3 separate regions of the Homo sapiens genome follow, and regions 2 and 3 are each linked to region 1. A link is a loop called in an ENCODE intact Hi-C map of the cell type or tissue named here. Cell type or tissue: B cell. All regions are shown on one strand.

Evidence for each region. Hi-C counts contacts between places; a loop is a spot of excess contacts. Peaks named below come from ENCODE experiments on the same cell type or tissue, not always from the same donor. Only the 100,000 strongest peaks of a DNase experiment are listed, where the experiment ranks them.
Region 2: a loop joins it to region 1, with 3 times the contacts of the local background. A loop is called at or near these places in 11 of 110 quality-filtered maps.
Region 3: a loop joins it to region 1, with 6 times the contacts of the local background. A loop is called at or near these places in 7 of 110 quality-filtered maps.

Annotation. Positions count from the first base shown.
Region 1 is chr1:193,534,195-193,542,194 of GRCh38, reverse strand. The region is part of intron 3 of LOC124904475 (a long non-coding RNA gene); the gene reads right to left. Among named protein-coding and RNA genes, the nearest start is that of LINC01031, 230 kb to the right of the region's middle. RefSeq lists enhancers at 1,811-1,880, 2,131-2,340. In B cell, no CTCF peak of the experiment used is centred here; DNase peaks (open chromatin) are centred at 2,074 and 4,344; H3K4me3 peaks cover 2,285 bases; H3K27ac peaks cover 1,615 bases.
Region 2 is chr1:193,415,580-193,423,579 of GRCh38, reverse strand. No RefSeq gene overlaps it. Among named protein-coding and RNA genes, the nearest start is that of LINC01031, 110 kb to the right of the region's middle. In B cell, no CTCF peak of the experiment used is centred here; DNase peaks (open chromatin) are centred at 4,969 and 5,999; H3K4me3 peaks cover 1,245 bases; H3K27ac peaks cover 326 bases.
Region 3 is chr1:193,474,751-193,482,750 of GRCh38, reverse strand. The region is part of intron 3 of LOC124904475 (a long non-coding RNA gene); the gene reads right to left. Among named protein-coding and RNA genes, the nearest start is that of LINC01031, 170 kb to the right of the region's middle. In B cell, no CTCF peak of the experiment used is centred here; DNase peaks (open chromatin) are centred at 3,300 and 5,740; H3K4me3 peaks cover 332 bases; H3K27ac peaks cover 447 bases.

The DNA of each region.
Region 1 (8,000 bases):
CCAACTCTCCAATATTGGTCCTGTAAGTGAATAGGAGGCAATGTGTTCTAGGCAGGAGCTAGGTACAGCACTTCTACACCTGGTTCAAAAAAACTTCTAGTATAATTCTTCCCCATCTGCCATCTGGAAGTCATGTATGGAAGAAGTGATTTTATCAGCCCATGTCTGTGAATACTCCATGAAAGAAAATTGCCACCCTCTCTCCACCACCACCAAGAGAATTTTTGTAAGAAATAAATTTCACCTACATTAAGACACTGAGATTTCAGAGTTCATCCATCTATTAAGCAGCTAATATGAGCATAAAAACATTTCATAAAACTGAATTTTGGAATTACCCAGTAATCCAAAAAGTGAACAGAGGATACAGTTTATTCAATTTCAATAAATACGATAGCACATTAAATTATAAGTGATTATAGTTTTAATACACAGAAATATCGAATATAAAAGTCACATAGGAATTCTATGCCCAGCATTATAGCAAGATATTCTCTAACCTAATCATATCTTTTAAGATGCAGGATTTAAAAATATCTTTTAAAATTCATCTAACCTAGCAAGAAAGTGGGGAAACTCTGAAAGGCAAAAAGTGACAAGAAAAGAGCGAATCCAGAGAGAGACCAAGTATTGAAATCACCAGTGGATTTCCAAAAAGCATTTGCAGATCACTTGGTTTTTACTGATAAACATGAGATTGAGAAAACAAAGCTTAAGGATCCCAGAAGATGAGATGTCAAATTACAATCCTCCAAAAAGTTGGCACTCAAAAGAGATGACAAGTCAGACAAAGAGTGAACTACATAAATAAAAGCACCTATGAAGGAAGACAGTGAGGAAAACTGCCTGACTAGGCCTAGGCCATGGGTGGAGAGAAAAAAATGTCTTGCCTGAGAATTGCTAACAATAAAGCAAACTTCATAACAGATGCGAGATCAGACTTTACATTATTTTTACAGCCTGAAAAACCTCGAGTAGAAAATAATTTAAGGTAGTCCAAATTGTAGTGCTCTCAGATGCTAGACAGAGGCAAACAAATGCTCTCTGTAGAAATGACCTCAACCTCAGACCCCAAAGAATTCCCACAGATAAAAGTCTCAACAAGCATAAGCTCACAATTGAAACACAAATCACAACTGGAAACAAGCCTGTGTGACTGAGACTTAAACAAATCAGTTCCACAAAAACTGCAGGTGTTTAAATTATCAATGTAAAATATGAATAATTAATGTTAAAAAAGAACAGATATCATATCTTATTTCAGGCTACTATAATAAATTACCATAGACTTAGAGGCTTAAACAAATATTTTTCACAGTTCTAGAGTTCAAGAATAGGGTACCAACATGGTCAAGGTTTTGGTGAAAGCTGTCTTCCTGGTTACAAAATCTCATGGCCTTCCTTGGTGTATGCATGCAGAGAGATCTTCTGTCTCCTCCTCTTTTCCTAAGAGCCCTGTGAGAGCTCTACCCTCATGACCTCATCTAATCCTAATCACCTCCCACAGGCCCCACCTTCAAATACCATCACATTCTTGATTAGGGTTTCAACACATGAATTTGGGGGGACAGACACTCAGTCTACAGCAGTTAGTAAAAGAATATAATGGCAGAATAAGCAAGTACCAAAACTATGAACCAGCAGATATGCAAAACAGTTAAGTAGAAAGGAAGAGTATAATATTAAAGTGAGAAATTCAAAGGAAGAGTTAAATAAGTTATTTGATATGGCAGAAAAGAAAGTAAGTTCAAAGATAGAGAGCTAAAGATTGAATGCAGAATGAAACACAAAGAGACAGATGGAAAATATGACATCTGAGATGTTGTGAAACATGAAGTTCGGAGTGAGAAGGTATAATAAAGATCTACTAACGATGTGGTGGTGCCTCCTGTAGTCCCAGCTACTTGAGAAGCTGAGGCAGGAGAATTGCTTGAGCCTGGGAAGTCAAGGCTGCAGTGAGCTGTGACCATGCCACTGCACTCTAGCTTGGGTGACAGAGCGAAACCCTGTCTCACGCACAACAAAAAAACTACTAAGATTTTCAAAAGATCCTACAAAGAATGGAACAGAAGCTCTAACAGACGAAATATTGATGGGGAGCTGACAAAAGACACCCATCCAAAGACTTAGGTATCCCAGAACATCTTAAGCCAGGTTAATAGAAAGAAATCCACACCTAGACTCATAGTAAACCAAAAACAATTTTAAAAGATCTTTAAAGCAACTAGAAAAGTAGAACAATGAAACTGAAAGCTGACTCTTCAAAAACTGAAAGCTGGAAACAGCTGAACGAAGTCTTCAAGGTGCTAAACATATATACATAATTCTTAATCTCCGAAAGATTTTCAACAAGGATGCCAGGACCATTCAATGGAGAAAGGACAGTTTCTTCAACAAATGGTGTTGAGAAAACTGAATATCCACAGGCAAAAGAATGTAGTTGGACCCTTACCTTACATCACATTCAAAATTTAACTCAAAGTAGATCAAAGACCTAAAAGATCTGAACTGTAAAGCATACAAGGAAAAATAGGGGAAAATCTTCATGACATTGGATTTGGCAAGGATTTCTTGGATATAACAACAAAAGCATAGGCAACAAAAGTAAAAGCTTCTGTGCAAAGGGCACAATCCACAGAGTGAAAATGCAGCCTACAGAATGGGAGAAAATATTTGCAAATCATGTATCTGATAAGAGGTTAATATCCAGAATATAAAAAAAAATGCCTTTAACAAGAAAACAGCCCAAGCTTTTAAAACAGACAAATCCTTTGAATAAACATTTCTCCAAAGATGATATATAAATGACCACGTATATGCAAAGGGACCCAACATTACTAATCATTAGGAAAACGCAAATCAAAACCCCAATGGATATCACCTCACGCCCATTAGGAATTCTACTATCAGAAAAAAAAAAAAAAATGGAAGTTAAATGTTGGTAAGGACAGGAAAAAATTACCAAGGATGGGAAAAATAGTGTTGGTGGGAATGTAAAATTGTACCGCCACTATAAAAGATAACCCTCAAAAAAAATAAAATAAAATAGAATTGCCGTATGATCCAGGAATTCTACATCTGGGTCTCTATTCAAAAGAAAGCAAGATCTCAAAGACTTACTTGCCCACCTATGTTTGTAGCAGCACTATTCACAATAGCCAAGTGGTGGAAATAACGTAGGTGTTGACCAGCAGATAATGGATAAACATAATGTGGTATATACATACTGATATGGTTTGACTGTGTCCCCACTGAAATCTCTTCTTGAATTCCCCACGTGTTGTGGGAGGGACCCAGTGGGAGGTAACTGAATCATGGGAACAGATCTTTCCTATGCTGTTCTCATGATAATGAATAAGTCTTATGAGATCTGATGGTTTTATAAGGGGGAGTTTCCCCACACAAGCTCGCTCTCTCTCTGCCTGCTGCCATCCACGTAAAATGTAACTTGCTCCTCCTTGCCTTCCACCATGATTGTGAGGCCCCCCGAGCCACGAGGAACTGTAAGTCCATTAAAACTCATTCTCTTGTAAATTAGCCGATCTCAGGTATGTGCTTATCAGCAGTGTGAAAACAGACTAATACACATACAATGGAATATTATTTAGACTTAAGAAGGAAAGAAATTCTGACCACATCCTACAATACAGATAAATCTTGGACACACTATGCTAAGTGAAATAATCCAGTCACAAAAGACAAGTGTAAGAGTCTTCCCTTATCGTCAGGGGATACATTCCAAGATCCCTGTGGATGCCTGAAACCAAGGGTATTAATGATGCCTATATATATGATGTTTCTTCCTGTACATACATACCTACAATAAAGTTTAATTTATAAATTAGGCACAGTAAGAGATTAATAACTAATAATAAAATAGTACAATTATAACAATATGCCAGCATCACTGCTCTTGTACTTTGGGGCCATTATTAAGTAAAATAAGGGTTACTTGAAAACAAACGCTGCAATACCTGGACAGGTGATCTGATCACTGAGATGGCTACTAGGTGCCTACCAGTCAGGTAGCATATGCGGAAGGGCTATGCTGGACAAAGGAATGATTCACATCCTGGGCTGAATGGGACAAGATTTCATCACACTACAAAGAATGTCACCCAATTTAAAACTTACAAATTGTTTATTTCTGGAAATTTTTATTTAATATTTTCAAACCACAGTTGACAGCAGGTAACAAACTGCAAAAAGTGGAACCACAAGTAAGGGGAGTCTACTGTACTGTATTATTCCTCTTACATGAGGTATCTAGAGTAGTCAGATTCATGGAACCTATTCACAGAAACAGAAAGTAGAACGGTGGTTGTCAGAGCCTTGGGGGAGGGGGAAAGGGGGAGTTGTTTAATGAATCAAAAGTTTCACTTCTGCAAGATGAAAACATTCTGGAGATCAGTCACACAACAATTTGAATATACTTAAAACTGCTAAAAACGACTGGGAGGTAAAAATGATAACAATTGAACTTAGAAAAAGTTAAGACGACAAACTTCATTTTTTCCATTTTTTTCTACAACAAACATTTTTAATACAATTAAATACAGTCAATCACGTGTTGCTGAGGTGATTTTGTCATTGTGCAAACAACATAGAGTGTACTTCCACAAACCTAGATGGTATAGCCTACTACACACCTAGGCTATATGGTTTAGCCTATTGCTCCTAGGCTACAAACATATACAGCACGTTACTGTATTGAATACTGTAGGCAATTGTAACACGATAAGTATTTGTGTGTCTAAATATATCTAAAGATAGAAAAGATAACACACTGTGCTATGTTAAGACAGCTGCCACATGCCACTATGCCACAGGAGTTTCTCAGCTCCCTTATAATCTTACCCCCTGTTGTATCTGCAGTCTGTCGTTGTCCAAAACATTATGTGGTGCATGACTGTGTATAATTCATTATCTATAATCAATTGCCAAACTATCAGTCAAGAATGAAGGGAAAAAACTCAAGACAATAATTACTCAATACTTCTTACCAATTATTCTGCTCAGTTATTATACTTTTGACATAAAATTTATATAAAAGATGAATATATATTTTAAGAATAAGATCAGTGAATGCCACCATTTAAAGAAACAGAATATTATCAATATCCCTAAGGCCCCCGGTTTCCCTACCTGATTGCTTATACCTCCTTTGTCCCTCTCTTCAGAGTTAGCCACTATCCTTACTTTTACCTTAATTATTCCCTTATTGTTCTTTATGGTTTAAACTCACATGAATTTCCTATCCACATGTTGCTCAGTTTCAGCTGCTTTTTAAATTTTAAAGGAAATTCTGTGTATATATTTTTAAGGCACCTTTTGTTTCTTACTAATATATGTAGCTGTAGTCCATTTTCACATTATATGTTATTCCATTATATGCATGCAATACAATTTATCCACTGCAAATGTAGATGTGCATTTGGCTTGTTCCTGTTTTTTGCTTTTAAGGATGTTGCTTTGAACATTGATGTGTCTGCTGACATACATGTGAGTTTCACCAAGCTATAGAGCTGTGCCTTAGAGTGTTCACTCATTTCACTTTTTAAGTAAAACGCAAAACTATTTCCAAAATGGTTTTACAATTGACACTTGAAGCCGAAGTATAAAAGTTCTCATTTTTTAAAAGTAACATTTCTGTTTAAATTATATTACCTAAAAATTGGTCACATTTTTCCTGCAATGTGGAAGGTCTATGTTGTACAACCACAAATGATTCATTTGATGTATTTCTTTACTGTTTGTCATTGAATTTTCATTTATAAATAGCCCTGTCTCTCCTACATGTTCAAATTTTTCCAATTCCAGGCAAATTCCACTTATAATGTAAGAAACAGGAATATATTCTCCTGTGACATTATTTAACACAAGAATTTGGGCCGGATGCAGTGGCTCATGCCTGTAATCTCAGCACTGTGGGAGGCCGAGGCAGGTGGTTCACTTGAGATCAGGAGTTCCAGACTAGCCTGGCCAACATGGTGGAACCCTGTCGCTACTAAAAATACAGAAATTAGCCAGGCATGGTGGCACAAGCCTGTAGTCCCAGTTACTTCGGAGGCTGAGGTAGAGGTTATAGTGAGCCAAGAGCACGCCACTGCGCTCCAGACTGGGCAACAGGAGTGAAACCCTGTCTAAAAAAACAACATGAATTTGGTTCCAACAGTTTTGTGTCTCCACTCCCATGTTTACTGCAGCACTATTCAACTATTCACAACAGCTAAGATTTAGAAGCAAGCTAAGTGTCCATCAACAGATGAATGGATAAAGAAAATGTGGCTGGGTGTGGTGGTTCACACCTGTAATCCCAGCACTTTAAGGGGGTCAAGGTGGGAGGATTGCTTGAGCCAAGAAGTTGGAGACGAAGCTTGGCAACATAGTGAGACCTCATCTCTACAAAGTAAAAAAAAAATAGCTAGGCATGGTGGTGCACGCCTGTAATCCCAGCTACTCAAGGGGCTGAGATGGGAGGATAGCTTGAGCCTGGGAGGTCGAGGCTACAGTGCACCGTGATTGCTGCCATTGCACTTTAGCCAGGGTGATAGAGAGAGACTCTATCTGGAAAAAAGAAAGAAAAAGAGAAAGAAAGAAAATGTGGTACATATATACATTAGAGTACTATTCAGCCATAAGAAAAGAATGAGATCCTATAATTTGCAACTGCATGGATGGAACTGGAGGACATTATGTTAAGTTAAATAAGCCAGGAACAGAAAGACAAATTTCCCATGTTCTCACTCATCTGTGGAAGCTAAAAATTGAAATAATTCAACTCATGAACATAGAGAATAGAATGATGGTTACTAGAGGCTAGGAAGGATAGTAGTGATAGAGGAAGAATGGGGATGGCTAATAGGTACAAAAATATAGTTATTAATGGATAGAATGAGTGAGACTTGGTATTTGATAGCACAGCAGGGTGAGTACAGTCAACAATAACTTACATTTTTAAATAACTAAAAGAGTATAATTGGATACTTTGTAACACAAAGAAAGGATAAATGCTTGGGGTGATGGATGTCCCATTTACCCTATTATACAGTATATACCTGTATCAAAATATCTCATGTACCTCACAAATATATACACCTACTATGTACCCACAAACATTTAAAAAATTAAAATTAAAAAATAAGATACAGAAGAATCGGAAGACAATGTTGTCTTTAAAAACAGAGTTTTATGATCAGGGCTTAGAAGTGGGTTTTGCAAAGATTGATCATTATCCTCTGAGAAAAAGAAAAATATATACAGTAGCACCATACTATTTTATCAGAGTTAAATAATTGTACTGTTTAGGTCTCAGTCTTTGCCTTACACAGCTTGACACAGAAAACACCAGGCATTTGTATTCTAGTCCTATCCCTAAGTACCTATGGGACTTTAATCGAGAGATGTCACCTCATTTATTGGTGAAATGAAAGATTAATAATCTCAAAGCTTTGTTTCATCTGGAAAATTCTATTTACTCTCTGCTATTATGTCACTAGCTGGCAATTAGCAGGCTCTTATCCTGCAAAGGTCTTTTTTATGGCTTTTATTGTGTTGTTCTCTAATTGAATATGGCTGGGTGTGCAATCACCAGTTTTCTCTAAGACCCGCCACTCCTAACAGTTACATCCTGACCCAAATGTTCAAGCTGCCTCCCTGGACTTGAAACACTTGAGTTTTCAAACACTGCTCTATAGTAAATACTTTTACCCATTGAGAAACACTAATATTTATCACAACAACTAGTTCTTTAGAGTGCACCTTAGAGTTGATTGTTTTCATGGGCTTTACTTCATGTATTTTCATGTGTATTCTATGTCACAGTCGTCCTGATGATCCTTTTGACTATGGAATATGTAGAGCATCTTTCCATTGCCCAAATATTAGCAAAAACAAGTCAAAATGTCTTCTTTAATAACCCACAAACACAATGTCATACATGCAAATGCTGTGGTGCCTCACTTCATGGAGAAAGCCCAGAATTCAAGTTGCCAACTTCC
Region 2 (8,000 bases), 120 kb after region 1:
GCATTATAATTAACACCTACAGAAAGATAAGTAAAGATATTCCAATATGAAACAATCACATGCTAGAAAAAGAATATTCAGATAACTTTTAGAAGTAAAATTTGGATATACCTATTTATTCAAATTGTTAAAAATAAACTTGAGGACATTCCTAATCTTCATCCCTCTCCTCCCCAAGGAAGTGTGGATGATAGGAAAGAAAAAATGAGAAAATTAGAGGATCAATTCAAAGATCCACATCTGCCTAACTGCTGTTCTAGAGAGGAGGAATGAAAATGTAAAGTAGAATACATTATCAAAGAAACAATTTTTTAATTTCCCATAAAGAAAGACCATGTCTTCATAATGATACATTGAGCCCACAAAGTGCCCAAACAATACATGAATAGCTCCATACTGTGTCAAAGTAAATTACACCATAGTTCAAAGAAGAAAAAAAAAGCCCAACAACGTGGCACAAACGCAATAGAAGTTTATATCTCAAAGCATCAACATATACATATACATGGACTTTACAGACTTGTGCAGTCTCAAAAGATTTGCCTTCCAAATACTTTCTCAGAAGGTTCTTGGAAGATGTGCTCTACAAAAGCAAAAGAGAAATCCAAGAAAAGGAAGAAAAAAACTCCAAAACAGAGGATCCAAAAACAAGAGTAAAATGAACTGATGATGATAAAGACGTACTCCAGAATGACAGCTGGGCAGCAAACCTAGAAAGCAAGTTCTGACCGGGGAAAAAAGATGAAAGTTTTCAGAAAGGATAAGCCTGCATGCACGCATGTGCACACATACACACACACACACACACACACACACACACACACATTGAACTCATAGATTTCTTGGATGTATGACTACATTGAGAGATGTTTTAATGTTCTGTCAGTGAGTATGGGGTTTAATTAGTGATTGGTACATAAAAATTAAGTAATTAAAGGGTAAAGAAATGTATCCTAATACACTATGTGACTCATCTGCAAACCATATTAAGGCAGTTATAATGACATAAACACTGAATATTCATTTAACCAAAAATTATAACAGAATTTATAGAGGGGACAGCAAATGGCAAATGTATTGGGAGTGGGGTAAGGAAATATAAGAACACTAAATCCTCATTTTTCATGAAAAAAGTCAATTGATAATGCTTAAATTGAAAAATGTAAAGATACGATTTTTAATTTGTTTAGAAATATGGAGAGTCTTAACCTGGGTTCCCCAAAAAGCAGAGCCTGTGGCAAAGGCTGATGAGCTGCTAATTTATTAGGAGAAATAACGGAAAGGGGGAATGAGACAAGTAAAAGGTGAGTCCCAATCAAAGGTGGTTGCCAAATTATAACTCGGCTACTCTTGATAGCAAGCACAACTGATGGCTCATTGTCACAATTGTGAGAGTCTCTGTAAATGAAATCACTTGAGACTGTCCACTGTGCTAGGGATGAGGGCAGAAGACTTAACCATCAGCTTCTATAAATTACTGGTCAAAGGTTCACTTCACATGTGTGAATTAAACAAACACAGGCCGAGTGCAGTGGTTCATGCCTGTAATCCAGCACTTTGGGAGGCCGAGGTGGGTGGATCACAAGGTCAGGAGTTCAAGACCAGCATGGCCAACATGGTGAAACCCTGTCTCTACTAAAAATACAAAAATTAGCCAGGCGTGGTGGCACATGCCTGCAATCCCAGCTACTCAGGAGGCTGAGGCAGGAGAATCACTTGAACCCGAGAGGCTGAGGTTGCAGTGAGCTCAGATCATGCTATAGCATTCCAGCCTGTGTGACAGAGTGAGATTCCATCTGAAAAAGTAAATGAATAAAATAAAATAAAAATAAACAAACACAGTCATCAAGTGAGCAAGGTGTTGCTTCAGTGTCAATAGGGACGCCCTGGATATGAGGCAAGAGGCATAGGAGGCAGGCTGGAAGTGAGAGGTTGTTCGGTCATGGCTCAGTGAGGTTAGTTAGAGCCTATGCAGGGCTGGTCACGGGGGAGGTGACAGAACAAGTAGCCACACTCTTTAGAGACAAGTGAGGTTGTCTGATTCTGGAAGAGCACAGAAGGGGTGCTAGATTAAGGGGGTAAGTATTAGAAAAAGCTAATAGAATTAAATAGAATTGCCCATGAAGAAACAAAATAGAGGTAGTGAAGATTAGGCTAGGACTCTTAAAATGTAATTTTATTTTTAAACTCATGTATATGCATTATTATATTAAAAACACAAACTTAAAAATGCTTAGAAGTATCTTACATAGTAGGATTCTTTATTCCAGACACTTGGTTACAGCATTGTAACTGAGAATTGCTTTTAATTTTCACAAAGCCAAAATCAAAGTGGTTGTTGTTGTTGTTATTTTTAACTTTAGGCCATTTCTATTTCCATGCTACTAACATACTGAATGTAATCAATTACCAAAATTCATAAAGTCAGCCAACAATTCTCAAATTTTTCAGTCTAAGAGTTCCTTTATACCCCTAAATTTCTATAGGTTTTATTTATTGGCATTTGCCATGTTAGAAAATAAAATGGAGACTTTTAAAAATATTTTGTTTATTGATTCACTTTAAAATAACAATGTAAACCCATTGTATGATGTCATAAGTAATATCTGTTTTCAAAAAATAACCACATTTTCCAAAGCAAAATACTTGAGTGAGAAGAGCGGCATTGACAAGCACTTTTACAATACTCTTTACCTTCCAGCTTAATCATAAACAGTTTATTCGTTATATCTGCTTCTATATTCAGTTTGTTGTAATATGTTGATTGGTTAAAATCTATGAAAAAAAGAAACATGGCCTCACACAGATATGTTGTTAGAAAAGGAAAGGGTATTTTAATAGCCTTTTCAGGTAATTGTGTTTATTCTTCTTTGATAATACACCATAATGTGACATTGAAAACCACATCCATGAACTTTTTGTATTCTATTACATTAAAAATCATTAGTCCATTTGGCACTTTAAACAGACCTTTTTGTTAACCATGCATTGATCACATGAAAGGTATCTGTTCACTGAACTATTTAGGCCTTCCAAATGTTGATCCATTTCATCACATTGTCAAAAAATCACATTCGTTAATACCACCACCTGTCTCACTGGAAAAGTCTTTAGGTACTGGGAAACTGACTACCTTATGGTGATAAATACTAGTTTTCCAAATTTCTAATTTTTGTGTGGAAGCTCAAATATTTTTATTGACAACAACAAAAAAATATCAGTTCCTTTTTTAAAATGACCTGCTCGCTTCATTTATTTTTATGAAAATGTCTGCCAAATAAATTAGGATAACCCTAGTTTACCTGTCAGTTGTCCCTTCAAGTGAAAATGACATGCCATGAAAAAAGCAGCTAGTTTAGCTTGCAATTCAGACATACATAAGCGCTTTTCTTCAAAACAGCCATCACACGTCACACTATGAAACCAAAGGACTTTCTTCCTACCTCCCATTTTGTTATACAGAAAGTTAAAATGACATACACACAAAGGTTGAGATCTAATAAAACTAATAATCTTTACTGCTTCCTAAAGATACTTTTCAGCGTCCCTGGCATTTTTTTTAACTGTAAATGTATGGTGAAGAAATACAATGACTTCTAGTTTAGTTTGGTGCCACTGCCTTGATTCACGCTAAGGTGCCAGTAGTTTTACCCACCCTTGTTTTTTCACCCTGACTGCAAATGTCAGCTCAGTGAAAAAGGTAAACAATGTTGTTAGCATTATTATGAAAATAGCTTTAAACTCTAAAACACTCAGAAAGGATCTAAGAGACCCATAGAATACACGGACTGAACTTCGAGAACTACTAATGTATATACTAAGTATCATAAATCATTACAAGCAAAAATCCTCACTTTTTTTTTGCCAGACTGAAGTAAGAATTGAGCTAAGCATTCAAAGCTGTCATAAATATGTATGATGCCTTAGACTGTACACAGGCAGTAGGATGAGATACTAATGACACTTGATCACAGCTCAGAGAACATGAGTTCTAGTGCTATAATTCACAAGTCACAGGACCATTGATTAGTCAATTGTGCTCCTCCGAGTGTCATTCTCCCCATTTCTATCTTGAAGATGATACAGCCTACTCCTTAGGGTTATTGGATAGACTAGAGCTACTCAAAGTATGGTCCCTGAACCATCAGCATCATAGGAAAATAGAAAGTGTGGGAAAGCACCTGGGAATTTGTTAGAAATGGAAAATCTAGGGTCTCAACCCACATGTGTTGACTCAGAATCTCTGGGAGTGGGGCACAGGAATCTCTCTCAGGCTTTACTAATGATTCTTGCTCATATCCAACTTTGAGAAGTACTGATATGGACCATGCACGATAAAGGACTGGAAAATGTGAACACTACACAAATTTATGTTATTATGATAATAAGAAAAAAAGGCTTTCCAGGCAAAATAACTACATAAAGATTGCTACTTTAGTCGTATTTGTTTGTATCATCTGTAGTCAGGTAGCGCTAATCTAACTGTTGGTATCAAAGATATATGTGTTTCATAGAAATGAATTTAAAAATGCAAAGCCAAGAAAAAGTGTAGAGTTAGGGGAGATAGCAAAAGGTATGCGTGGAAAAACAGTAGGAAATAATGCTGAATGTGGTTAAAATATAAAATGAGATGTTTATACTTTATACAATAGGCAATAAGGAACCATTACAGATTCTTCCATTTTAAAGTGACATAATGAAAGACTGTTTTAGGAAATCAGTTCGCTAACCATACGTGGTGCAGAATGAATTGAAAGGGGAAAAGACAGGAAGGCAAGAAGTATTTCATGAAACCATACATTTTTCCTCCCCATAGAATAAAAAAATTCTCTGATGAATTTGGACAAGATTCACACAGTCCTAGGCATTTGTCTGATAGGAGTGAAACCAAGGTAAAGAAAAGTATGAGTATATGATGTGTTCATCACTTACCCCACACATAACTTTATTTCCAGCACTTTCACTTTCCCTTTCTTTCAGTTCCAAGTCTTCTGCTAATTCACTGCTCTCAAACTCCTGTCTCTCACTTGCCTGTCTCCCAACCTGCTCTCCTTTATTCAGCAGCCCGAGGTCTTCTCCTGTTAATGAAGAACAGCTTTTCTCTATTTCCTTTCCTTTAAGCCCCTATACCTACTAAAATTTCTAAATGACAAGAAAGTTTTGCAAGAATTTCTGTGCTAAAGGAGAGGAGAAATGTAAAAGCTACATGTCCCAGTCAGATCCTGCTTCTCTTCCCAGACATATAGGGAGTTATCAACAGCTTTTTCAAGCTAATGCTTCCATGTCAGCATCAGAAAAAGAAAAAGTTGGAAGTTAAGAAGGGAAAATAAAATGAAAACGAGATAGAAGCAATGTCTCTGCAATTCAGCCTTGGAAAAGATGAACAAGTCAAAAACGAGGACCTTGGAGCTGAAGTTGAGTTTATCTGTTTGTGTGTACAGGGGACAGAACCAGGTCAGAATGTCCTGGTGGGATTTATCTGTCCTGGAATAGAATTACCGTGAGTAAAACTAAAAGCATTTAATGCAAAGTTTGGATAGCAATGGTTGAAGAAGTCCCTCAGGTTTGACCCTTAATTAAGGGAAGCTAATTACATAAACAAAATATTATCTGAAGTGATCCCTGTCACAAGCATTCAATTAATGTGTATTTCTGGCTGCAACTACATCAGAAAGTGGACGTTAAAAAGATTTAGGGCCAGGTGTCGTGGCTCATGCCTATAATCCCAACGTTTTAGGAGGCCAGGGCGGGTGGATTGCTTGAGTTCAGGAGTTCAAGACCAGCCTGGGCAACATGGCAAAACCCCATCTTTACAAAAAATACAAAAATCAGCCAGGCATGGTGGAGCATCCCTGTAGTCCCAGCTACTTGAGAGGCTGAGGTGAGAGAATCACTTGAGCCCTGGAGGTCGAGCCTGCAGTGAGTCATGATCATGCCACTGCACTCCAGACTGGCAACAGAGCAAGAACTTGTCTCAAAAAAAAAAAAGAAAGAAAGAAAGAGGAAGAAGAAGAAGATTTAGAGCAAGGCAGAACTTCAGCATCACAGACAGGGGAGGAGTAACTTGAAAGTGTGGGGGATTTCAGCATCTTTCACAGTGCATCAGGCTTCATACCTTTTCTTAATTTAGACTGAATACAAGCATGCAGATTCAGTTAAGTGAGGTGTTATTATGAGATCCAAAGCTTTTTAAATGCTACCTAAAATTTTTGGATGAAAAACTCAATGAAAAGGCAATTTATTTATAGCAGTATCATATATAAGGAAAATGAAACTCTTTAGAAAATGCTTGAGAATCTTTCATTTAACTGTTTGAATTCAAAACAAGACCTATTTATTGGAATGAAACCATGGTAATATTAACATAGACTATAATCAATTTGGTCCTATTTTTATTCGTTCATAGATAATATCTAGCACAGTTCTAGATAACAAAGCTACCAGAATGAACAGGGCATAATATAGCTTATGGGGTTTATACTCTAGTAAAGGAAATGGGGGAAAGATGTAAACACATAACCATAAATATACAACAATATGAAGTAAATTGTAAATGGCAAATAGAAAAAAAAGGGGGGGCTAAGATACAGAAGAACTGAGGGGTGAGTTTAAATAAAGTAGTTAGGGGAAACATCTCTAAAAGGATATTAAATCTGCGACCTAACAATGAGAAACTATCCATGCAAATAGTAGAGAGAAGCTCTCTCCTGCCAAGAAAACAGCAGGGGATTGGTAGAGATGTTTTCAAAGACCTAAGAAAAGACAAGTGTGACTGAAACATGGTGTGCAAAGAGGAGAGGGGCAAAGGATGAGAGAAAGTGTGGGGCTCAGGCCATGAGAGCCTTCTAAGCTGCGCTGTTAAGAGACAGTGGAGAAAAATGAGGACAGAAATCGGTGGACTTGGCAACTTCGATGTAATGGGTAATGTGAATTACAGCAGATTCAGTGAAATAATAATGTCTGGAATCTCACTGGTGTTAGTAGGAGAGAAAGGCAGTAACGGAAGAGAGATTCACATCTTTGTCTCTCTTAAAGCTGTGAAGTGGGAGCTGAGGATGGAGAGATGGCTGATAGGAATATAGGGACCCAGGAAGTTTGGGTTTTGTTTTTGCCAAAGACAAAGATCACAGCATGTGTGTGTTTGTTCTGATAGGATTGCAGTGGTCCAGGGGAGAGGCAAAGGATAATGGAAAGCAGGAATGGGGTCCAGAGCACAAGGGAAAGATTAGATATAAGGGAAAGCACAAGATAGAAAAAGAGATTGCGTGAACACAGGTCAAGGTGTGGATTTACCGGTGGAAGGTTTGGAAACACTGTCCTCTACCATCCTCATCTCCTCCTAACCCCATAATCCCTGAGCCACTCCTTTAACTCATCTAATCTTTACCTATTGAAACTCTTTCTAGATTTAAATCATCAACACATCTTATCTGCTTGAAAATATCCGTGAATTCCACGTAAAAGTTATTTTCCTAAATCCACAAGTGTTTACAAAGATTGTACTGCCAATTCAATACAGAGGCCTTTTAACAGCATAGTCCTATAATTTTACTTATGGAACATAATGTGACAAGCAAAATATTTTAAGATGAAAGATAAATGTTTTGGCCACCTTTAGGTGGCCAAAAAAGTGGCAAGATCCAAAATCATTGCATAAGTTTTCTGTACATTCTTCCTAGTATCATTTAATGATATTATTAGGGTCTCATTATATGCTTTTTCACCCATGCTACTTCCACTTTTTATGTGTGGCATTCAAATTATTTCTTGAATAATATCCCCAGTGCTTCACAGAATGTGTCTCTGCACTAGAAATGTGTTTCTATATTCATATATCCCTTCATTTATTTTCCACTACTCAATTAAGAAAGAAATAATAGGAGACATAACATAAAGCACATTACTGTGCCTTGTCCAACTGAGTAGATAGATCACTTTCAAATATAGTAGCAAATGCTGTATTAGTATAAAAGAGCTTTTAACTTTTCAAATCCAAATGC
Region 3 (8,000 bases), 59 kb after region 1:
CGGGTTCATAAGCACTTCAGGTGGCATAGTCAACTGTTCGCTGAGCATTACTACTTCCATCGTTTCCTTCACCCTTTGTTTCCTTTTACCCCCTCCTCTCCTCACCATAAACTGGAGTCAGGTAATTACACTTAGAGATAAATCAAATGCCTGACCCTCAAGTCCTCTGCCCTTCTCCCTCTACCAGGATGGCTTGCTGCTCTATCTTACTACCTGCCTGGATGGCAGACTTGCATTTCCGAGGTCACAATTCTTATTCATAGTGAGAAAATTCAAAGATAAATCAATGGTACAAACACAACATTTGGTCAAACCTAAATTCAGTGTTCAAAGGACAAAGAGATTTTAAAGTCATTCTATTTTCCTTTGTATTACTAAAGAAAATGTTCAATTGCTGATACATATTAAGATACCCGACTCTTGTGTTTGACATTAAAGCATTTTCTTAAAAAATTGTCCCTTTCAAGCAAAATTTCATTAGATTGATTAAACATCCCTTCAGAGGGTCAGCATGCCTGTGTTAGTAGCAGTATAAGACAATATAGGAATAGGCTAAGAGCTTAAAATACATATATTTTTCCCAATACTTTGTATATAATGAGGTGTGAGAGAGAAGTTATTTTAAATGTATGACTAGAATTATAAACTTATCAGAATAAGCTTCACATGCCTTTGACCATGTTTAAAAAAATTCTAACTGGGTAGCCATTAGACCCGGGTGGCTCTAGCACTTTAAATTCCTATGTGAACAAAACAAAGCCCAAGGTAAACAGCAAATTAAAGAAATTGTACGAGTCAGAAATCAACTAACCTCTAACCAGGAACTTTCCACTCTAACCAATCAACACTGTTCTTTGCCTTGCTTCTGCAACCTCTTTACAGTAGCCCCCTCTTATCCAGTTTTGCTTTTCGTGGTTTGTTACCTTCAGTGAACTGTGGTCTGAAAATATTAATATTTTGAGAGAGACCATATTTATAAAACTGGTTTAATAGTATATGGTCATGATTGTTCTATTTTAGTTATTAATCTCTTACTGTGACTAATTTATTAAACATTATAAGTATGTATCCATTAAAAAACATGGTGTATATCATAAGGTTTGTTACTACCCTTGGTTTCAGACATCCATTGGGTGTCTCGGAATTTATTCCCCGTGAATAAAGGGAGAATACTGTATAAAAGTTGCCCATTTTACCCCTCCCAACAGAGCTGCTTGCAGATTGATGCCACCCCAATTCAGGAGTCACTGAATGCTCAAATAAGTGCTTCAAAATTTTAATGTGCTTAAGTTTGTTTTTAATCAACCAGAATAACACAGTTTGGATTGCATTATAATGTGTGGTATTGTGAACAAAACTGACATTTCTGAGTAGGAAGTATGAGACACAGATTCACAATTACTCCATATATAAACTTTTAAAAAGTTGAACATACTAGACATGTTAACTAAAGTTTCAGATTGAACTGAGACTTGAGATCTAGCATTTAAGATCATTACTATTTCCTATAGAGCATCAAATAAAAACTCAGATTACGAGAATTTCTACCTTAAATTTTTAAAGAAAGAGCTCTAAGATGAGGAAATAAATTACAAGTGATGGAAACCCTTTGCCTGAGGACCAGATTATTTCTTTAAAAAATAATGTATGACTTCTGTATTTAGTAAGCCCAGGAGTGGTAGATCAAGGGGCTCCATATGCCACAGAGACAGCTTATCTCTCCCCTCTTCTATGTGCTTATTATACTTCAACTGGGCTTTCCCAACAAGGTGAGAAAGATGTTAATGACAACTTCAAGCTCCACAGATTACCAGTTCAGCAGCCTCAGTAGAGGGAGGACACCTTTTCCTGACACATTCAGTAAATATCCACGGAGGACTCTGATTTAGCCAGGCCAGGAGTTGGAGGTGGCCCTGTGCTATCCAAACCACATGGACCAAGACCCAGCAAGGTTATAATCTTCCAGAGAGAAATCAGGTCCTGCTACCAAACAGGCAAAGATAGCAGATTTCCCCCACAATTCCTAGATATCAAAACAATAACATGAAAATTCTAAATGATTGAAACCAGTCTTTATGGCTGGCTTTTGTCATCTATCACAAAGAACAGAAGCTTCATTCAGCCACACAGCAGAATACACAGAAATCTACTTTTTTAAATGGCTTTATTAACAATTTACATCCCATAAAATTCACTCATTTAAGGTATACAGTTAAATGGTTTTTAGTATATTTACAGAGTTGGACAACCATCACCACAATCAATTTTAGACCATTTTCATCATGCAAAAAAGAAACCCTGTACCCATTAGCAATCTCTTCCATCTCCTATCTCCCCCACTCCTTGCAGCCTATGGCAAGAATGAATATATTTTGTCGTTGATGTACAAAATATTGCACCTGCTTAATGTATACAACTTGATACAACTTCACATATGTACCCACCCATGAAACCATCACCACAATCAAGATAATAAACATTCATCACTTCCAAACATTTCTAAATGCCCTTGTTTTTTGTTGTTTTTGTTTGGAGGGTTTTTGTGCTAAAAATAACATGAGATCAACCCTCTTAAAAATTTTAAGTGAACAATATTGTTAACTATAGGCACTGTGATATACAGCACATCTCTAGAACTTATTCATCTGGTATAACTAAAAATTTATATCTATTGAACAACTCCCGATTTCCTCCTTTCCCCAGCCATTGCTAAACACCATTCTATTCTGTTTCTATGTGATTATTTAGTTAACTCCATAAATGGGAAAATACTAATCTTACCTTCTCATACCTCAAATGGGGCAAAGATTTAGGAAGGTTCTCACAACTAGGGCTGCAAATCTGAGTGGCCCATCCACAAGAATTAAATAGGAAATTATCTGAAGAATTTAATTGACTATTAATTATAATTTACAATTGCCCAAAGACATTTCTTCTCTTGTGCCTTTAGCTGTAAATTACATTATTTAACATATATTGTTATTTCCTTTTGTACCTATTTTACGACAACCATTATGCTTGATTCATCATTTTTCCCTTATGTAGTGCTGTGTAGTATAATATCTTGGAGCTTATGATTTAATAAATATTGATCTCCCTTGGTCTTTATTATGCTAAGAAAAAGAGACCTGGTTCTCTTTTTCAGGTTATCATTAGGCTTGTGAAATGTGATATACAAAGTGGTTTAGAGCCTTGAAATGCAGTCAGGAAGCCATTCTAAGAACTACCTGCGTGACCTGAAACCTTGCAAAACAGGAACTTGTCTTTAACATTTGAACTGGGTCACACCGCCATGACCACAACATCCTGGAAAACAGCCGAATTTCACCAATGCTGCAACTCCTAAACAGTGACAACCAATGAACTGTGGACTCATGTACTAAACCAACCACTGTCACCAGTGATATCTTTCAAAACAACTTGTGATTACCTTCAGCATCCTTTTACAAATCTGTACCATCCTACCTCTCTTCAGAACACAGTTTAGTTTCTAGCTCAGTCTGTCCCTCAAATTGCAATTCCTAAGACCCCAAGAAATGCCTTATCTTACTGCATTGCAGTCTAGTCTTCACCTCTTCCTAGTTGACAGGCTCCACAATAAGATAAACTATGTGAGGAAAGAAGCAAGCTTTGTCAATACAGTCAAATTGACATTTCTAAGAATTATATAAGTTTTCCCCAGAAAAATACAGTGACTTCTCTTCAATTCACACATTTGTTTCTTGAAATTTTGGGGACCACTTACAAAAGTTTAATGCAATCTTACATATTTTGGATAAGTCACTTTATAACATTGGGATCAAAATGCCTACTATAGTTATTTTCTATAAGTGGTTTCCATTAAGATAACTACTTTAACAAATACTAAATTTTATTATATTACTTTAATTACATTACTTTATTAAATACTAAACTTTATTATACCACATTAACTTTCTTTCCAGTAAAATATTACATAGAGTAAGAATTTATATAGATAAGTAGTCATAGATATAATGTTTAAAAATACCTTTTGATATGTCATAGGAAACATTGCTTTTAGCTTCTTCTTCCCCTTACCAAATAGTACCACTTATTACAGTCCTGTGCACTGTTCTGCACCAATAAGTTGAGCCGTTGACAAATGCAATTGGATTATTAAAAATCTTGTTTTCCCTTGATTATATTACAATCTGCAACCCATGACTCTCCATATGGTATTAAAATAAGTTTGATTAGAATTCTAAGGGTAACAGTAAGTGAATCACATTATTATTTCCAAACACATCACTGGTATGAATGAGAGTTAAACACTAACGTATACTTTTAAAACATTATCAACAAATTCCCCCAGTAAACAGCCAAACACCACAGAAAACCAGAATTAATCCTACTATCCAAAATTGTTCTGTGCAAAAATGAAACAAGAATACAATCGACTTCTGATTTGACCCTTATTAAAGTAATGCAGCATATTACAGTGGGATATTCTAATGGGCAAGAGAAAAAAAACAAGTCAGTTTTTTGAAACACACTATTCCATATGGCTTTTCCAAGGAAGTCCTAAATTTGAAGAGAGCATCCTGTTCATTTACATGGTTTCCAACACATTTAAGTTGTATAAAGGAATACCCTAAGGAAGCTTTTCAAGTTTGTAAACCAAGCACTTTGCCTTTACCTTTATTTGCTCCCACCAAAATGCTAACGATATCATCTGAAATTTCCTGCATCCCAAGGCATATGTGTACTAATATTCATTTTACACAAGTAGTTACTACATAGACCATGTGTACTGAAAAGCCTAAAATATTTACTATCTGGCCATTTACAGAAAAAGTGTACCAACCCCCATCCCAAACTAAAGCTAAAGACTTTAAGATCCTCCCTGCTTCATTGCTTTGTTAAATGCTGGCTCAGTCTGTTACTGGATAGTCAAAGTTTCAGATTTAAATTCTGCAGCTGAAATTTACCTCTTAAAAAATCAATCTCCTGTCATCTCTCATAAATTGATACAATTCTTACAAAAAATATGTTTGCACACAGCCCTTCCCTCTTCTGTATTGTAAACCTACCTTTCAGGTACCCTATCATGTAGGTCTCACCTGACTTTTATAAGGAAGGTATACATCTGCCTTGGAGCTATCACAGCTGTTTCCAATTAGCTATCTGACTAAATGATTAGACAACCACACATTTTAAAGTCTATTTTTCATCTATGTAGCTTGTAAATAAAGCTCTAAATTTTAGTCTCTAATCTCAGTTGAATAGAAACCAATTCATGTTGGCCCCATGAAAGAAGCAGGTCTGGGGGCCAACAAACCCTTAAAAGACAAGTGGTCAGCACTAAAACCTCTAAGGGATTGAGGTAGCCCATTGGAAAGAAAAATTTGGAATAGCTATTGATAATCTTTCCATTTATTCCCTTCATTTGAGCACTTGAAAAACTCCTACAGCTGCCTGCCCATCATCTTTCTACTTCCCCTCTTTCTTCCTTTTCTTTTTATTTTTTTTCTTTATCTCCTGGAAGAAAAAAGTGGAACCAGATCTCAGACAGTAAAGAAGCAGAAAGCAAGAGAAAAAATAACTAGTTTAGCTCCTTCTGGGCTTCCACCCTGTATTAGTCTATTTTCACGCTGCTGATAAAGACATACCGAGACTGGGTAATTTATAATGAAAAAGTGGTTCAACAGACTCACAGTTCAGTGTGGCTAGGGAGGCCTCACAATCATGGTGGAAGGCAAAAGTCATGTGTTACATGGCAGCAGACAAAAGAGAAATGAGAACCAAGTGAAAGGGATTCCCCCCTACAAAACCATCAGGTCTCGTGAGACTTATTCACTACCATGAGAACAGTATGGGGAAAACCGCCCCCATGATTCAGTTATCTCCCACCACGTCCCTCCCACAACACGTGGGAATTATGGGAGCTACAATTCAAGATGATAATTGAGTGGGGACACAGCCAAACCCTATCACACCTTAACCCCATATTCTATGTAAAAAGCTTACACTGCCATCTATAAATTATAAATTCAACATGAAATAACATCACAAAAAGCAAAATGTCTGAGACATTAGCCTCATGGATTATGTAGTCTAATACAAAGCCTAAAGACTAACACACAGAAGCAATTAGGTCCAAACCTGTTCATACTGTTTTCAAACTTGAAAGTTAATAAATATGGAAAAATCCTGAACTATAGTTTAAGGATGTTGTCAGTATTCAGATTATAGTTTGGGTCAGGACAGGAAAAAAAAAGTAAAAGGGGATATAGTATATAAAGAATATTCCAGAAAAATCATTGAAAATGCAGCAAGATCTTCGGGAGAAATTACATTTTTCTCTAGCAATAAGACTGTCTTTGAATCTTAGATAAAATTTTTTCCACACAGCAAAGGGAATAGAAGTTGGATACTGACACCCATGAGAAATAACAGTAGAAACAATCTTTGCATCCAAAGGAAAAAGACAAATAAATGAATAAAGCTTTGAAGCATAAAGACCCGAGGCTCCTTCTTGTCCATGTCTCATTATACTTCTCTAACCCTCTGAAATAAAGTAGCCCTGATTAAAAACAGTAGTTAAAAGAGCATCAGAGAGGAAAGGCAGGAAGATGGAAGGAGGAAAGAGAAAAGATGGGGAGGAGGACAGGGAGAATATAATGTGAAATATGAGCAAGAATAAGCTAGACAGTGAAAGAGCAGTAGACGGGAAGCTGGCTGGAAAGCGGACTTGGGAAACAACTCCAGTAGAAAGGGTAAAAGAATGGAAGTGTAGACAGTGGGTGAGACACCACACTGGTGAGGCATGGAAGAAGAGGCAGGAAGGAAAAGCACAAGAACCAAGGAACAAATGGAGGGATCCTACTGAATAAAAGATAACTGAGGAACTGAGAACCTGTGAAGAATTATTCACCAGAAGGAAGCCAGGTTGAGGAAGCAGAAGCAAAGATGGAAGAGAAGATTAGGCTAAAAGCAGAGAGCTACAAAATACTGGTTAGTGTTTAAGATACCACTAGAAATTTGAAACCATGGTAAAATTGTCTATGGGTGTGTTTTTAAAAATTCTAAAGAGGAAAGGGATAAACTAAATTTTAAGAACCTAGATTCTGGTGGGAGGATTGTAGCCAGCTGAAAGCTGAGATACAAATTGTGAAAACTTTGGGGAGTTCATGGAGAAAGCCATCTTTCAACATAACTGGCTGTTCAAGACCAATGACAGGGCAGAGGATCATCAAATGTTGAGAATAGTGTTCTTTTAACATGCTCTAGGGTACAAAGCATATTAACTCATCATTTCACCTGCAAGGGAAAGAGAATAAAAAGCTGCATTGTGTTACTGTGTGCCCCACACAAAGTAGAAACTCATTAAATATTTATCAATAGAATGAACTCTTTTAATGTTGTGAGACAAATATCTTGGATTAAAGTACATTTGAAATCCCAGTCAGTCTTAAGAAACAACTAAGTCTAAGGCTGTAACAAAAAAATGTATATATGAACTAAGATCTAAAAATAGACTGCTATTTGTTGAATTCCCACTGCATATAAGATTCTAAGCATTTTACATATTTTCTCATTTAAACATACAGCATACCTGCAAGATGGATGTTATTTTCTCCAATAAGCAGTTTAGGACATTAAAGCTCAAATAATTTTTGTGGGTTACCCACTGGCCAATATGGACCACTGAATGGATCATGTCTACCAGAATATAAACCCCACAAGGACAAGGGTTTTGGTCTATTTTGTTCTCTACTGTTTCCTCTAAGAAAAAAAAAATGCCTGATGCAAGGAAGAAACTGAACAAACATTTTTTGAATGAATAAATGCCTATTTATGATGAGACAGCTGAATATGACCATGGAAAAAAATGTCAATCTTGCCAACTAGTCTCCTTTCAAATTCATGATGATTAACCTCAAAAGTGGGCTCCTCCTTAATATAGTGACCCAGGTTCATTCAGTCCATTTTTATATATAGTATTTAAAACCATGAGTCGGGATGATATCACTTCAAAG